Linked DNA regions of Mus musculus: region 2 is linked to region 1. Evidence: chromatin contacts called from ENCODE POLR2A ChIA-PET data. All regions are on one chromosome and are shown on one strand. Each heading gives the region's core, a stretch centred on a gene start or an enhancer-like site at or near the end of the contact. The rest is flanking DNA. Distances are from core to core; before and after follow the strand shown.

What was found. ChIA-PET counts read pairs that join two places held with the same protein, here RNA polymerase II (POLR2A).
Region 2: POLR2A ChIA-PET joins it to region 1 with 12 read pairs in Patski. The contact joins the promoter of Glod5 here to the promoter of Pqbp1 in region 1. POLR2A ChIA-PET finds 5 or more read pairs at or near these places in 3 of 5 experiments (Patski and embryonic stem cell).

Annotation. Positions count from the first base shown.
Region 1 is chrX:7,897,234-7,901,230 of GRCm38, forward strand. It overlaps Pqbp1 (polyglutamine binding protein 1), which reads right to left and starts at 1,767. Exons shown (of 7, transcript NM_019478.4): 1 at 1,538-1,767; 2 at 1,318-1,403. The coding sequence starts at 1,384. Timm17b (translocase of inner mitochondrial membrane 17b) reads left to right here and starts at 2,103. Exons shown (of 6, transcript NM_011591.5): 1 at 2,103-2,236; 2 at 3,728-3,827. The coding sequence starts at 2,211.
Region 2 is chrX:8,016,670-8,020,933 of GRCm38, forward strand. Glod5 (glyoxalase domain containing 5) reads right to left here and starts at 1,823. Exons shown (of 4, transcript NM_027227.2): 1 at 1,748-1,823. The coding sequence starts at 1,774. The region is part of intron 2 of Gm39488 (a long non-coding RNA gene); the gene reads left to right.

The DNA of each region.
Region 1 (3,997 bases), core at 517-3,016:
TGCCCCACTTTATTACTATTGGCAATAATGTATAATTAGCACCTAGTAATACAGTAAATCTTATTAAGAGATCATCTTTTTTTTAAAGATTTATTTATTTATTTATTATATGTAAGTACACTGTAGCTGTCTTCAGACACTCCAGAAGAGGACATCAGATCTCATTACAGATGGTTGTGAGCCACCATGTGATTGCTGAGATTTGAACTCAGGACCTTCAGAAGAGCAGTCAGTGCTCTTAACTGCTGAGCCATCTCTCCAGCCCCCAGATCATCTTTTTTGACTGTTAGCATATCATACGTGCCAGGCACTTAGGCAGCCTTAAATAAATGTTAATGGTTATGGTGCCCATCACCCAAGTACCTCTGCTGAGGTAAACATAGAGCATCAGCATCCTGTCACTGTATTTGGCACATAGGAGACTGCAGGATAGATCAGATGCCTTTTTGGACCCTTAATCCTAGCATTAGGAAAGCGGAGACAGGCAGATCTTGATGAATGCAAAGCCAGCCTGATATACAGAATGGGTCCCAGGCCTGCCAGAAGTACAGAATGAGACCATGTCTCAAACATTAATTAGTTAAATACCATGCAGTCATGGGTTTATTTTACTTATTTTCTGATACACACACATATATATACACATATATACATGTGTACATACACACACAGACACATGTATATCTGGCCTAGAATTCAGTATGTAAACCAGGCTGTCTCCTGTGATCCCTTTTACCTGCCCCAGCCATGCTGGGGACTACAGATGAATGCCACCATACTTATGTCTATTTGTTTTTTATTTTTTGAAGACTGGGTCTTGCCAAATTGCCATGTCTGGCCTTGACCTCCTGGACTCAAGCCATGTTTGTAGCTCAGCCTCCTTAGTACCTGAGATATTTGTACCTGCCACCGTGTCCACTTGATTCATGACTTAAATTAAAGCTATCCCTCCAGCCTTACACTTCACACAGCACCCACCAACCACGAAGAAGTAATGAATATCAGAAAAAATTATATTGACAACGAGATGCCTGCCAGGCCATGCAAGATACCAAGTATCAAAACCAAGGTGCCAGTCAAGGAGATATACTTCAATAGAGCGCATCCAAGAGCTCTGGTCTAACCCCAGCAGTACAAGGGGGCGGGGGAAGATGCACACTAGGACGGCAGAAGATGGCAGAGCACTTACTTAGCAAACACCTAGGTTCGACAGGGGCGGGAGGGGGCGGAGAAAAGGGGGAATAAAGAATAGAATAAACAGCAGAACGTCTATTAACACTGGCACATGATAGATGCATCTGCTTTTAGTTTTCTCACCCGGCTCCAGATGTTTGAGGATGCCCCTCTTCGCCAAGCGGGTCTGCAGCGCAACAGGAAGCGGCATAGTGGGTAGCTGACCAGACCTAGAAACAGACAAGACAGTACTGAAGGGCAGATCTGATTAACATTTCAATCTGGATAGCCAGTAACCACGCGTGTGTTCACACACACACACACACACACACACACACACACACACACACACACACACACACACCTACGTAACTGCAACAGTAGCTGGAAGAGAACAAAAATGCGTGCTAAAAGATAAAAGAGATATGTAGCAATATGGCCAGAATTAGGATCAGCAGAACTCTCCGGACCCAGGCACTGGAGACCGGATGGACCAAAGACCCAGTTCCTCTCTAGACCAAGGCTCCACCCATCACCCAAGGGACCAAGTGCCACACACCCGCAACCCAGAAATGGGATCACCCAACGTTCCTCAAAGTCCGCACGGTGGGCGGAACCAAGGCGCTAGGATGGGGGAGATACAATGCCAACGCCATCTCCAGCTTTAAAAGAAAGCTTACACCCCAGCCTTACCAGTACAACTGTGCGATTAGTCAAAGTCTATCTCCTTACCCTCCTCTCCCTCATTGGCACAGTGCTTACCAACACCGAAGGGCTCTTGGTTTAAAGCACAACAGGCTCCTCGACTCTCCCCAGGTGCAATTAACTGGTCGCATCCGACGCTTACATGGAACGGATGTGGCCCTTCTGGCTAGCCAATAAGAGCGCGCCGTTGGCCTTACGTAAGCAGAGAAGAACCAATTGTTCCCTTGGTCTACGTACAGCGCCTCAGAGCTTGTGGGCGTTTCGGAGCGGGAGGGGGACGGGGGGAGTGTCTCGCCCGCGCCACCGACTGCGCCAGGCCGGACTCTGGCGCCATGGAGGAGTACGCTCGCGAACCTTGGTACGGCGATGGGCACAGGCTTCGGGACAGTCCGCGCGACGCTCAGGCGGACAACGGGAGGCGGGCGGGGAAGGCAGGGGCTGCAGTGTCAAGTCCCTGACCCGGGAGGCTCGGAAACTTCACTGCCTCTGCGCATCCGGCATGGCCCCTCCCACTCGGACTTCGTCAAAAAACCGCCACCGTGGAGTGTCCCAGTATGTGCGGTGTGGGACAAACTATCGCACTGTTGCCCTGGCTCTTCTCCTAGACCCCCTTTGTGAGCCAAAAGAGAAACGCTGGGCAGATCCATTCCGGCGGTGAGGGAGGAGAGGCGTGGAGCCAATATCCACAGGGTTTCTTCGTGTCGCTTTTCTCAGGCTGGCTTTTGACATAGGATAGGGCATGTGTGAACTCACTGTGGGCTAAGCCAGATGGCACCTGGCTTTTCCGCACGGTCTTTTGATTTGTCCGATTTAGGTTTTAAAAGGACACAAGGGTTTCTCTGGACGTGCTTTTTGTGTCGAACCGAGTGTCAGTCACCCTGTTTATATTTTACTTAAATAACGTTTGCTAGTTAACACTATTGAAGCCTGACACGACAACTCCCCCCCCCCCCTCCCAGACACGGTTACTCTGTGGTGTAGCCCTGGCTGTCCTGGAACTCACTCTGTAGTCTTGAACTAAGAAATCCTCCTGCCTCTGCCCCCCAAGTTCTGGGATTAAAGGCGTGAACCACCCCTGCCAGGCACATGACAACTCTTACTGATTTTTGATAGTAACAAAAACCATTTTGTTTTTGGCTCCTGGTTCTAGGATTTGAGGGACTCTGTTCTTCAAATCTAGTTTCACGTAGAACTCTCTGAGAATACTGTATTGTCAGAAACAGTCATAGGGGCTCAGTGGTAGAGTAGTTGATTTAAGCAAGAGACAGATTGTGGGGGACAGGGGACCTAGATTCCAAAGCCATTTGATTTTTGATAATGACAAAAACAGTTGTATTGACGCTTGCTTGTAATCAAGAGCACTGCTCTGCCAGTAGTAAACCCATCGTTGCAAGGCTATGTGGTGAGACACCTCCCCCATCCCAAATTGTTTTCTCACTTTTGTACCACAGATAGATTTACAAACCTTTTCTTTTGGGGTTTGTTTGTTTTGAGACAGTATCTCACTATAGAACCCTGGCTGGCCTCGAACTGACTAGACTAGGCTGACCTCTGACCTCAGAGTGCTGGTATTAAAAGGCACAAACTTTCTTTGTGGGACAGGGTCTCCATTTAGAGCCCAAGTTGGACTGCCAACTTGTGATCCTCCTGTCTCAGCCTTCCAAGTGTTGATCACAGGTGTGCAGAAACACATCTGGTTTTCCTTTCTGGCTTTCTGGGGAATATAAAAAGTGTCAGAACTAATTTGTTGTCATCTAAGGTGTTCTGCATCAGTCCTGAGCTTCCCTGTTTGGTTCTCCAAGCAGGGCAGGGTCTCACATTAACCCAATCTTTTCCTTCCTGCTTGCAGCCCATGGCGAATTGTGGATGATTGCGGTGGAGCTTTCACCATGGGTGTCATTGGTGGTGGAGTCTTCCAGGCTATCAAGGGCTTCCGCAATGCCCCTGTTGTGAGTTGGGCCTTCCTCCAGTGGTGTGGGAATCTGCGGTCTTGCTGACATAGGAGTACTGCTCTGAGCATACTGAACATTCTGTTGATTGTTCACCTACTGTGTGTTGGGCCTGGCTTCTGGATTTAGGGTTTGAGGGATTCTGTTCTTCAACTATCCAGCTAGAACTC
Region 2 (4,264 bases), core at 573-3,072, 120 kb after region 1:
CAGGAGAATGACGAGTTTCAAGATCAACTAAGCACTGCGGTGAGACCTTTTCTCCAAAACAAAGTAAAACTACAGAACGAGGGTATATTGCTGGACCTGGGTTCGGTTTCCTGCACCCACGTGGTGGTCCACAACTGTCTGTAACTGTACTGGCCCCTACAATCACTGCATACACGTGGTACACATGTATTCATTGCAGGCAAGATACTCATACACATAGCATAAAAAATGGGGGTTTTGTTTGTCTGGTTTTTTTGAGACAGGACTTCTCTGTGCAGTCCTGGCTGTTCACACTGACTTTGGAGACCAGGCTGACCTCAAACTCAGAGATCCACCTACCTCTGCCTTCCTAGTGCTGGAATTAAAGGCCTGTGCCACCACCTCCTGGCACAAAATTAATTGTTTTAAAGGAAAAATGTCTGTGCATGCGAGCCATTCAGATATCTACTTGGGAAACAGTCAGTTTCCCAAACCCTAAACCAACCAACTAACCAAAGAAGTAACTAAGGGGCATTCAGGCCCCTGGAAGAGAAAGCTGTATATTTTGTTTTAGGTTTTCCAATCCTATTTGGGGCTCCGTGTTCACAGCTTTCCCAAAGGACCAGAATTTGATTCCTAGTACTCATGCTAGGCAGCTTACAAAGGCTTGTAACCCCCGACTCCACGGGATTTGGTGCCCTCTTCTGGCCACTATAGGCAGCTGCACTAACATACACATGAATTAAAAATAGTCCTGTTGAAAATGTTTGTTGAATCTGTATGAGCGCCCTGTTTAGTTCCTGATATAACTACTTTATGCTTTTCTCCTCGTGTCTATGGTGTAAAGAGAAATTACTAGTATTTTCTGAATCTGATTGAAGCAGCAGCCCTGAACATAGCCGATTTTTATTGCACATTTGCTTTCTCTTTCCATCTCTGTGCTCATCTCTCCCCTCTTATTTATTTTAATGGTTTAAGCAAAGCTGTTCATTTCCCAGTTCCGGTCACTGACTTTCAGGATTTTCTATTTTATTTTATTATTATTTATTTATTTGATTTGTTTTTTATTTTTTTCGAGACAGCGTTTCTCTGTATAGCCCTGGCTGTCCTGGAACTCACCAGGCTGGCCTCGAACTCAGAAATCTGCCTGCCTCTGCCTCCTGAATGCTGGGATTAAAGGAGTGCACCACCACACCCAGCTAGGATTTTTTATTTTTTATTTTTACTTTTGCAATCTGCATTTCTATCTGCATGGTTCCCCCGAAGTACTGCTTTTGGGGCACCCCCAGTGCTGAGGGTCTAGAAAATAAGCTCATCCATTTCTCTGAGTAGTCAGTGCCCTGGACAGCACGGCCTCCCTCCTTTGGTCTGCTCCAGAGTCCTCTTAAAGGTTCCCTCCAGCCTTTCAGGGCCTCTGAGTCTTTTGACCAGCTTCAAGGTCATTGTTTCTCGGGGGCCCTTCTGACACAGCTCTGTCCTGAGTGCCTCATGGGCATTCTCCAGGAACCACCTTTGGGTGTCTCTACGTGTCTGAAGCTGAACTGTCTCCCCAGTGAAGCACCCAGAGAGAGCGGCCAACCCTTAAACCCGAGCCCTCCACAAGCCCAAGCAGGGCTTCTGCTGCCCTCTGGTTATCTTTAAGAAAAGCCCAAGGAAGCTAAAGCCACAAGGGTGTCCCTGAGAAGGAAAGCAAGTCAGCAGACCCAGGTTGGGTACCCCCAGCCTGGTCAATACTCATGCCCCAAAGCCTCCACGACCCCACACTTACCTGACTTTCAGATGTTGGATCACACATCTTTCCTGGTAGACTGGAAGGCAGGTAGGTTGGGGCTGAGGCTGGCTCTGTGCCTGGAGATCAAGGGGCAGGAATGGGAGGTGCTAGCTGAGGACATTGGGTGTGGACAGAGGCAGGAGGTGAAAAGCAGGAAGACTAACTGAAACTCGGGGTACAGCTTAGTGGTACAACAGTGCTGAAGAAACCCTGGGTTCTACTTCTAGCAGTGCAAAACCAAGCCAAACACTGCCAGCCTTGAGAATAAAAGTACAAATATAAGTGCTTCCTCTTTTGAGGAGCTGAGGGTCTTGATAAGTTGTTGAGATTGGTCCCTAATGGTCCTTCTCTGTCAACTGCCAGATGTGTCACGTCCTGCTAAGCAATCATCCATAAGAACACAGAAAACCAGGAAAGCACCCATCGAGAGTGTTGAGACTAGCAGTGCCCTATGAGAGAGCTCCGATCCACCTTGTAGTGTGTGACTAGGATGGAGTGTCTGAAAGAGTTGCTTGTGGGTCTGCAGCTGAGTGAGGATTCTTTTAAATGGCTATGGGTGTTTTGCCTGCTTTCATGTCTCTGCACTACATTCATGCTTTCCGATTGCAGAGGATAGAAGATGGCATTGGATATCCTGGAACTGGCCTTACAGACAACTGGTTGTACGCTAGCTACCACATGCAGATTGGGAATCAAACCTAGGTACTCCAGAAGAGCAGCAGATGCTTTTAACTGCTAAACCATCTCTCTAGTCCTGAGCTAAGATTTTTTTTTTTTTGAAAGGGGGTCTCGCTGTATTTGAAGCCTCACAATTCCTATCCACGCTTGGTCCCCTCCCCACCCCACCACTATTTGCTTCGCTTTCACAAGCTTTCTATCTATGGGTTACCTATCAGGACCAGGGTTAGGTGAGTCTGAGATTTTTGCCTCTGGGTACATACCTGGGTGCCCTGGGTGTTATTAAACATATGGTTTTCCTTTAAAAATTATTTCCAAGGCCTATAATCCTAGCTACTCAAAAGGCTGGAGCAAAAGGAGCAAAAATTTGAGGCCAGGGTACTGGCTTAAAGCTTAGGAGCTCTGGCTATGCTTCCAGAGGACCACAGTTCAATCCTCAGCCCCAACATGGTGAGGGCTATAACTCTAGTCCCTAGGAATCCAACTCCCTCTTCTGGCCTCCTCAGGCAGCGTACATCCAAGTGGTACAAAGACATACATGCTAGCAAAATATGTCTGCCCATAAAATAATGTTTTAAAAAAATTCAAGACAACCTGGGCAAATCATTAAGATCATCTCTGAAAATAAAATTTTAAAAAATTGCAGGGGTTGGGGATTTAGCTCAGTTGTAGAGCACTTGCCTAGCAAGTGCAAGGCCCTGGGTTTGGTCCTCAGCTCTGGAAAAAAAAAATGCTAGGGACATTTAGCGTTAGCAGTAGCATGTTTGCCTGGCTCCAGGTTCAATTGCCAGCACAGGGGGGCGGGGGGGGGGCAAGTTTTGTAGAGCCAGGCTGGAGCACAGATCTGCAATTCCAGCCTCCGGGAAGCCAAGGCAGAAGTGTGAGTTCCAGACCAGCCTGGGTGACAGAGTAAATTCTATAGTGAAACTCTATCTCCAAAAAGGCTGGGCATGTAGTGGAGCTCAATGACTCAGTAGTAGACTGCCCTGGCAGTACCAGGCTCTGGACTTGATCACCAGCATGGGAAATAAAGATGCAAGTGAGTGCCACCTACTTCTAGGGACTACACAGGTCATCCCTGCCCCATCCACAAAGTGACTATTTAGGGGGGCTAGAGAGATGTCTCAGTGGTTAAGAGCACTGGCTGCTCTTCCAAAAGTTCTGAGTTCAATCCCCAGCAACCACATGGTGGCTTATGACCATCTGTGATGAGTTTGGATGCCCTCTTCTGGCATGCAGGTGTAATGCAGACAGCATTCATATATGTAAAACAAATAAATCTTTTTTAAAAAGTGGCTTTCATTGGAGTCAGTTCCAGCTGTTTAGTTTTAGATACTTTCCTGTGGGCTCATGAGCATGTGGGCTGTGTGTGCTCACATCTGGCTTTCTTTTGCTTGTCTTGTAAAGGGCACTTCACTCTGCATGTGGATACACAGAGCGCTTGTATTGTGCATTGTACTTAGTGGATGCTCTGTGTCCAATAGGAAGCCAACATCCTCCACAGCACTCAGCAACAGTCATTGACTATGAATGGTGCTTCTTTGTTCTTTTTGAGATGGAGTCTCTTTATGTAGCTGCCTAGGATGGTCTTTGGCTCACAGAAACCTGACGTATAGGTGGGTATTTATTAGATTTTCCCCACTAAGGCTTCTCTTCAGTTTTAGGCTTTTTTTTCTAAATTAAATTTTAAATGTATGCATATGTGTGTGTATGTGCCACATGTGTGCAGGTGCCCATGGAGACTAGAAGAAGGTGTCAAAGCCCCTGGAGCCAGAGTTACAGGCAGTTTCAAGCTGCCTGGCGTATAGGTGTTGAGATCTGAACTTGGGTCCTCTG